Regions from separate parts of the Homo sapiens genome. Here region 1 is linked to region 2. A link is an interaction called in ENCODE POLR2A ChIA-PET data of the cell type or tissue named here. Cell type or tissue: MCF 10A. All regions are shown on one strand. Each heading gives the region's core, and the rest is flanking DNA. Links, peaks and the distances in the headings are about the cores only. Region 1 overlaps BLNK (B cell linker). Region 2 has its middle 4.6 kb from the start of BLNK.

Region 1 (4,391 bases), core at 87-4,086, 51 kb before region 2:
CATCTGAAAAGGTGGGTCTCTGGACACCTGCTGGGGCAGGGCAGCTGTGGGGAGGGAGGAAGTGAGAAGCAAGAGCTGTCAAAGGGAAGTGAGGGATTAGCTCCTCCACAGGTTGTGCGGGGTACCTTACAGACTAGCTATCTCCATTGTACATCCTGGCCCATGTCACCCTCTGCATCTGAGAAGAGGGAAGTGGAGGAGCAGAGAGAAAAGAAGGTGGAGGAAAGAAAGCAAGGTGGCGACAGTGTTACAGTGGGTATAATAGCTAGTCAGGCATGAGCAGGGCAGGAGAGGGCTCCCCTGCCCCAGGAATGTCAGGAGACCATCAGGTGATTGTCAGGTGGCTGTTAATTGTCTCTCTAAAATAATAATTGGTTACAGCCAGCGCCAGGGAAAAGCAGTCTCCCAATAGATAGAAAAAACCTGAAACTGGTGATGAGCAGTTTCCGATAAGATCTCAGGAGTTGGGCAAGTGGGCTCAAGCATGCGCATTAAGAGGCAAAATGGCAGCGTTTAACTGGTACTTGACCTTCTAGAAACATTCAGCTGGTAAGGCAAGAATGCTTCAAGGGATCGTGCGTACAACTCCGGTAAGCACACTGCGCATGCTCACCTCCCAAATGCTAGCAGGGCACTGCACAAGCGGACAGCCCACACAAAGGAAGAATCAGGGGAGAAGGGACAAAAGACCCCGGAAGTGTGCTAGTGTATAAAACCCCAACTCAAAGGTCAAACAGCGCACTGGATCTCTCAAGTCGTCCGCTTGGCCCTCTTCTAAGTGTACTTGACTTCTTTTCATTCCTGCTCTGAAACTTGCCTTGGTCTCTCCTTCTGCCTTACGCCCAGGAGGCAAGAATTGAGGTTGCTGCAGACCCATATGGATTTGCTGTCAGTAACAACAGGACAGAGAAGCAAAGGAGAATAAAGAGAGAGGAAGAACATCTTAGGAAGGAAAGAAGAGATTCACAGGAAACCCCAGGGAAGAAGGAGGGGATAATATGAGGGGCACAGACTCAGTATTGATATTTTACCATACACCTCTAGTAAACTGACATATTTACAATAAGCCATTTTGGAGAAAACCAAGTCCCTTTGGTATAATAGTGGAGAGTTAGAGGGGGCAGTCAATAGCAGGTTGTAAAGAAGGAGGACAGCCAGCGGGCAGGCTGTCCTGGTCGCTTGCCCCACCCCCCTCTGTGTCCTGGGAAGCCTTTGGCACAGATTTACTTTACCTCATCCTCAAGGAGGCCTTTGGGTTTGGGTGGGACTTGAGGTTTCTGCAAAGCAGTCAGGGCCGGCAGGGTGGAGGTGAGCCTTGCTTTCTCTGAAGGCCAGCTGGGCTTACTGGGAAGTGTCTTGCTGAAGGGTGGGGAATGCCTCTGGCTTGATCGATTGTCTTGAAAGGAACAAACAAAAAACATAACATAAAAGAGGCTCTGGATCATTTCCTGGGTGGAAGCCATTGAGATCCAGAAAGTATAAAACCACGGGTGTCTATGTAGCCACAAATGATCCACGGGGCATTCCTTGAAAGAGTAAAGTGAAATGTTAGGCCCAAAATTTCAACTGCTTATTGACTTAAACGACAAAAACTGGAAGAACGTCCTCATTAAAAACATCCTTCCGGGGCAGTGATGGACACCCAGAGGTTCAGGAGAACCAACAACCCAACACTTGGCCACACAGAGGGGATGGAAGCAGCACTGGAGGGCACAGGGTGGGGGTGAGGTGCTCCTGGCTTTTAAAAATGCCAAGGCCTAGGCTCCACCCCAGCCTGGCAACGTTTGAACTCCTCGGGAGGAGCCTGGCATTACAGGTTGGAAAAGTTCCCCAGGTTATGCTAAAGTGTATCCAGGTGGTGATTACTCACGTGGATCAACTTCCATGCTCCTTCCCTCAGTGATTTCGCTCCATTCACAGGGAATCTGTGGGATCCCTTTGGTCCAGGACTGTCCTTCTCATCAGGTATCAGAAAAGGAGTCAGGCTCTAAGGCCAACTGGATCTGAGTTCTGTCCCTTGCTCTGCCACTCACTAGCTGTGCTCTTTGGGGCTGGTTATTCAACCTCTCTGGGACTCACATTCTTCATTGTTATTTTTAATTTTTTAATTTTTTATTTTTTTGAGACAAAGTCTTGCTCTGTTGCCCAGGCTGGAGTGCAGTGGCATGATCTCTGGTTACTGCAACCTCCGCCTCCCAGGTTCAAGTGATTCTCCTGCCTCAGCCTCTGAAGTAGCTGGGATTACAGGCACCCACCACCATGCCTGGCTAATTTTTGTATTTTTAGTAGAGATGGGGTTTTACCATGTTGGCCAGGCTGGTTTTGAACTCCTGACCCCAAGTGATTCACCCACCTCAGCCTCCTGAAGTGTTAGGATTACAGGCATGAGCCACCACGCCTGGCCAACATTCTTCATTTTTAAAATGAGGATCGTAATATCGACCTTAGAGATCTTGAGGGGATTAGGAAGATTGCAGTGAAGGCAGTAGGTACAGTGTGTCTGCCTAATAAGTAGAACTTATATCACCTGTGCCATGTGAGAGAGGCGTTAGGCGGCCTCAAGTCTACCCAGTGATTCAGTGAGCTGAGCATAGATTCAGACTGATGTGTTTTAGGAAAATCTTGGCATAGGAATAACCTGGCATGTTCTTCATACTGGGAACAGCACAGGTGCTAGCACTGGCCTCTGGATTGCATCACTGGCCTCTTGCTGCTGCTTCCTGTGACAGCCCCACCTCGCCCGGTGCAGCTGTCCTTGCCTGTTAGGCCCTCGCCTCTATGCTCCTGGTGCCTGCCCCTGCCCTCAGCCCTCACTCCTTGTTGAAGGTATGTGGTTAACTTCACCTCCGCTGCCTCCTCAGAAGCCTCTTTCTGGTGGTGTGGCTGTACTCAGGCATGAGGGCATCCTTCCTTCTGTGCCTATAACTCTTGTCAGTTTTATTTGCAGCTCCTGGAGTTTACTCAGATTTCTGAGTAAACAAATATTTAATGTAATATTTAAGCCCATCAGAAGTAGCAAAACACAGGAGACAGGCTTTGAAGAGTGTGATTTTTTTTTTTTTTTTTGAGACAGAGTTTCACTCTTGTTGCCCAGGCTGGAGTGCAGTGGTGCGATCTTGGCTCACTGCAACCTCCGCCTCCCGGGTTCAAGTGATTCTACTGCCTCAGCCTCCCTAGTAGCTGGGATTACTGGCATGCACCACCATGCCCGGCTAATTTTTTTGTATTTTTAATAGAGACGGGGTTCTGCCATGTTGGCCAGGCTGGTCTTGAACTCCTGACGTCAGGTGATCCATCCACTGTGGCCTCCCAAAGTGCTGGGATTACAGGTGTGAGCCACCGCGCTTGGCCAAGAGTGTGTTCTTGAGTGAGCCACTTAACCACCCTGAATTGCAGTAGCCCTTTCCTCCCCAGGGTTGCTGTGATGATTGAAAAAGATCATTCACCAAGTATGGTGGGTGGTGCACAGAGCCGAGTTGTGATGAGCTGGGCTTCGGAAGCTGAGAGCCCTGGCTTGTATCCCAGCTCCATCACTTAGAGGATCTTGGCCCAGTCAGTTCACTCCTCTGACCTCTTTCAGGATTATCGAGGAGGTTAAGTAGACCCCCAGGGGAAAGCACTAAACTGTAAATTAGAAGATCTCTGGGAGTATGTGCATCTTGAGTGCAGCTGAATGCTCAGTGCTTAGCATAGTTCTGGTGCATGGCAGGTGCTCAAAAGATCAACTGTGGCAACCCAGTAAGCCCAGCTGGCCTTCACTTTACTTTCATTCAGTGAAGCAAGGAGCAGTGCCTGGTACACTGTAAGGAGGGGGTTAATGGCAGTGAGATATTACATGTAGAGCCGGTCCATACAAATGCTGGCATCGCCATGACCATCACAGACATACTTGCTCTCTGAACCTTTGGGGAACTTAGTCACCTGCCAAGACTGGAACAAAGATGGGCATTAAAATGCATACTTGGGGCCAGGCGCAGTGGCTTATGCCTGTAATCCCAGCACTTTGGGAGGCCGAGGCGGTTGTATCACTTGAGGTCAGGAGTTTGAGACCAGCCTGGCCAACATGAGGAAATCCTGTCTCTACTAAAAATACAAAAGTTAGCCAGGCGTGGTGGTGGGTGCCTGTGGACCCAGCTACTCGGGAGGCTGAGGCAGGAGGCTGGACCCAGGAGGCAGAGGTTGCAGTGAAGCGAGTTCATGCCACTGCACTCCAGCCTGGGTGACAGAGTGAGACTCTGTCGCAAAAAAACAAAACAAAACAAAAAAAAAAACAGACCCAAGCTGTGTCCATTTAACCCATGAGGCTTATTCCAGGCTTGGGGCTCCTGAGCACCTGTATCCCCTGGTAAAACCGCATAGTCTGGACTAGGCATGGGAGGAAGGTGAGGCAG
Region 2 (4,391 bases), core at 99-4,098:
GCCTCCCAAAGTGCTGGGATTACAGATGTGAGCCACCACACCTGGCCGGGGAAAACCTTTTTAAGCAAAACACAAAAAGGAAAAACAGTGGTAAATCTAGATACATATAAATTTAAACTTTTATGTGACAAATGCACCATAAATGAAAGTCAAAATACAAATGACAGGCCCCATAACTGGATTACCAAAAAGGTTAATGCAAAGATGGAAACTGATGATACCAAGCCTTAGTTGGTAACTTATAAAAGGAATGAAACCACACAACGTGGTTCCACAGCGCACACAGAACGATATACCATGATAAGCCTTTAAGGTCGGTCTACATAGCACAGTGGACATGGAAATTAATGAATCACTAGATTCACAGATGAGAAATTGACAATCCCAACCTTAAAGAAAATTTGGAGTGCCTATACACTGTTGCTAAAAGTATAAGGTGCAATGGTTTGGAAACAGTTTGGTATTTTCCAATAAATTTGATGGCATGCATACCTATGACCCAGCATGGATCACAGATATTGCGGAGCACTCCTAACTCTGTATATCAAAGCATGTGCTAGAATTTTCACTGAAGCACCATTTCTTTTCTTTTCTTCTTCTTCTTTTTTTTTTTTAAGATGGAGTCGCACTCTGTTGCTCAGGCTGGAGTGCAATGGTGCGATCTTGGCTCACTGCAACCTCCGCCTCCCAGGTTCAAGCAATTCTCCTGTCTCAGCCCCCCTGTAGCTGGGAATAGAGTTGCATGCCACCATGTCTGGCTAAGTTTTGTATTTTTAGTAGAAACGGGGTTTCACCATATTGGTCAGGCTGGTCTCGAACTCCTGACCTCAGGTGATCCACCCACCTCAGCCTCCCAAAGTGCTGGGATTATAGGCATGAGCCACCACGTCCGACCTAGCCACCAAGCCCAGCCACCATTTCTAATAGGGGAAAAAAATGGCCCTGGAAATAACCCAGTTGTCCATCAACTGGAGAACAACTAAATTAATTGTGACATATTTTCATAATGGAGTACTATTCAACAGTGAAAATGAGTGAACCCCAGTTGCATCAGTATGGATAAATAACAAAAATAATTTGAGCAATAAAGGCAAGCTAAAGAAGTGTATGATCCCTTTTATATTAAGGTTAAAGACATGTAAAACTAAGTAATATGTTATTTAGGATAAGTACATCTATGGTAAAACCAAGCAAGGGAATGAAAAATGAATAAGTCACCAGGGAGCAGGATTGGAGCGAAGGGACATGCAGGGCTTCCAAGCAATTGTAGTATATTTCTTAAGTTGAATGGTGGGTATAAGTGTTCATTTTATTGTTATTCTTTATATCTTATACATATTGTAGGTATTATATATTTAACACAAATTTTAAAAGATCTGATCTATCTTTGAACTTGTGTTGTAATAACAACAAAAAAAAAAAAAAAAAAAAAAGAAAGAAAAAATATCTGGTCTAGAATTATGGGGCAAAGTCAAGATAGCATGCCTAAACCTAAGTCAGATGGTGGTGATCCACCATCTCTGTGAGATGATGAGACTTGAGAACAAGAAGACGGATTGTACTGCTTCTTGGGGTTGAGACCCCACCAGCCCTGGTTTCTCTTGGGCTCTTTGCCTTGCATCTGTGGATGACAACTACAACACCATGTTTACTGAATGCTTTCTGTGTTTCCTTTACTATGATGACATTCATTTTACATGTGAAAAAATTGATTCTGAGAGAGGCTAAGTAAACCGGTCTAAAGTTACACCACTCATCAATGGAAAAGCTGGGACTCAAACCCCAGTCTGTTTCCATAGTCTAAGCTACTAATCATAGACTCTGCCACTGCAAGAGAGATTTTCTGTGATTCAGCAGACAGGCCTGCTCTGGCATCAGGCACCAACTTAACCATGACCTTGGGCAAGTCTTTTAGTCTCCCTCACCTCAACTTCTTACCTCTAGAGCAAGGGATTCAAAGGGGCTGGGGCTCCATCTGACTTGGAATCTGGACATTGCCAATGTGCACAGAAACCGGTTAGTGCCAGTGGAAACATTCTCAGAGCTTTTAGAAGAGAAGTCTTGAATTCTCTTTACTAGACTGCTTCCCAAAGAAGTGCTCAGTGGCTGTGGCAGTTTACAGTGCCTTGGAGGGAGTCCAAGTCCTCACTGGGACTGGAAAGTCAGGCACAGTTCACTCTCTTCTCTGCTACCCACACACTGATGGCTTTTCCCTTGCCAGGGCCAGTTTAGGCAAACTGCCACAGGAAGTTGGCAAGGTGTGATGTTGGTGCTATGCAGTCTGGTTCTATGCAGAACTATAACCTGTTTCCAAGAGGCTCAGCTTCACAACAACTCCATGGGGGCAAAGGGTACTATGGTCATTCCCATTTTATGATGTGAAGTCTGATCCTCAGAAGGGTGACAAAACTTACTCAAGGCCACCCATCTTCTTGACATCAGAGCTAGGGCCTTTAGCCCCCAAACCATTCACCCTCCTTTCCTTTCTTGTGCTGGCCCCCTTTCTCAGGGTTGGGACAGGGATGCATCCTGCAGCAATCACAGACCCAGTAGCTTTCCCACGCATGCGGGCCAAAGTGGCAGGAGCTTGCGGATGGACAGGCCCGTGCCTGGTTTTCTCAGCCAGTGCCAGTGAAGAGCCAGAGGGAAAAAGGCTGGGAGGAAGCTAAGGAGCCTGGGTAAACCAGTGGAGGAAAACAGCGGAAGAGACTAGGGAAAGGCAAAGACAGACAAGGAAGCGTGGCAGATGCTGGCAGTGGTTTTTCTGTTCTTTTTTGTGGAGACAAGGAAGAAAGAAGGAAGAAGAAAAGACATCTGAGACTTGAGCAAATGGGCAAAGGCCCTTTTAGGCTCAAGGCTTTATTTCTGTGAGACAAATTGGTTCCCTATTTTATCTGTTCAGTAAACTCAACATTCTATACATCAGATTGGCATGGAGTGGGCATCTGTTTTATCAGGAGAATGACTCAGATGAAAACATCGTTTACTCATTGCATCCAGCCCAGCCTCTATTGGCAAGAACATTACAATAGCCTAATATTGGGATGGACAACTCCTGGCCTATGTGTCATCTTTACCTCCTCCCTTGCCTTCTGTCCTCAGAGCCAATCTGCCAAGATTCTCCTTGGAAATATTTCCACATTTACCCTGCTGTCACTATAGCCCAGGCCCCCACTTGGTTCACTGATCAGCCTCTTGCTACTTCTCAGTAGTGAGATCCACCCCCAATCTCATCCCCATGCCTCCAGCTACTGACCTTTCTTAAGGACCTCAGAGGAATTTCCTTTCTTCTAGAACCAAGTACCAATGTCATTCATGCCTCACTGTGACTGAGTCTCCTTGATGGTCCATCTTATTCCTCACTAATTCCCAGCAGGTGACCATCCCTTTAGCCAGACGGGTCATCAAACACTCTTTTCTCCTCATCAGTCACATGGCCCAGCCGCTAGTCAGAACCACCACCCAGAAGTGAAGAAGCAGATACACAAGGCCTTAGGAAATCAGGAGTCCAGGTAATTTCCATCAGTCAGGGCCATTATGGAGCCAAAGAGCAGGCAAGGGTGGAGAGGCAGTTTTCGGTCCAAGGAATGGGTGTATCAGAGATGTGGAAAGCTGAGATAACACTCATGGCCTCCAAGAGGTGAGGGTCTATGATATGGTTTGTTTGTGTCTCCACCAAAATCTCAACTTGAATTATATCTCTCAGAATTCCCATGTGTTGTGGGTGAGACCCAGGGGAAAGTAACTGAATCATGGGAGCTAGTCTTTCCCGTGCTATTCTTGCGGTAGGGAATAAGTCTCACTAGATTTGATGGGTTTATCAGGGGTTTCCACTTTGGCTTCTTCCTCATTCTCTCTTGCTGCTGCCATGTAAGAAGTGCCTTTCACCCTCTGCCATTATTATGAGACCTCCCCAGCCATGTGGAATTATAAGTTAAATTAAACCTCCTTTTCTTCCCAGTCTCAGGTATGTCTTTTCAGCAGTGTAAAAATGGACTAATACACTCTGTCTGCCCTATGTCCTCAGTAGCAAATGCTGTGGCTGTTGATTGTCATTTTCTGTTACCTTTTATCTGATGAAGCTTGACTAGTCTCCCAGTCTTTCTACTTAGGCAGTCCATCTGGATTCAAAGGGTCCCCAAACAAAAGCAGAGCAGACTTGAGCAAATATTTTATGTTCTTAAATATTCCATTGTCTCCAATTCAATATATATTTGTGATCCCAATCCCATCATAAAGATATCATAAAGATTTCCCTTATCTCCAATTCAATGTATAAATTTAATGTGATCCCAATAAAAATACCAAGAGGATCCTCTCCCTCCTCCCAAGCCAGATCTAGACAACTTGGTTCTAATGCTTCTTTATAAAAATAAACAAGCAAGAATAGC

Evidence for each region. Peaks named below come from ENCODE experiments on the same cell type or tissue, not always from the same donor. Only the 100,000 strongest peaks of a DNase experiment are listed, where the experiment ranks them.
Region 1: POLR2A ChIA-PET joins it to region 2 with 5 read pairs; 4 of 35 experiments call an interaction of 5 or more read pairs at or near these places.

What each region holds. Positions count from the first base shown.
Region 1 is chr10:96,222,594-96,226,984 of GRCh38, forward strand. It overlaps BLNK (B cell linker), which reads right to left. Exons shown (of 17, transcript NM_013314.4): 6 at 1,233-1,396. Among named protein-coding and RNA genes, the nearest start is that of BLNK, 47 kb to the right of the region's middle. RefSeq lists an enhancer at 2,756-3,256. In MCF 10A, for the core only: no CTCF peak of the experiment used is centred there; no DNase peak of the experiment used is centred there.
Region 2 is chr10:96,274,024-96,278,414 of GRCh38, forward strand. No RefSeq gene overlaps it. Among named protein-coding and RNA genes, the nearest start is that of BLNK, 4.6 kb to the left of the region's middle. In MCF 10A, for the core only: no CTCF peak of the experiment used is centred there; DNase peaks (open chromatin) are centred at 2,218 and 3,018.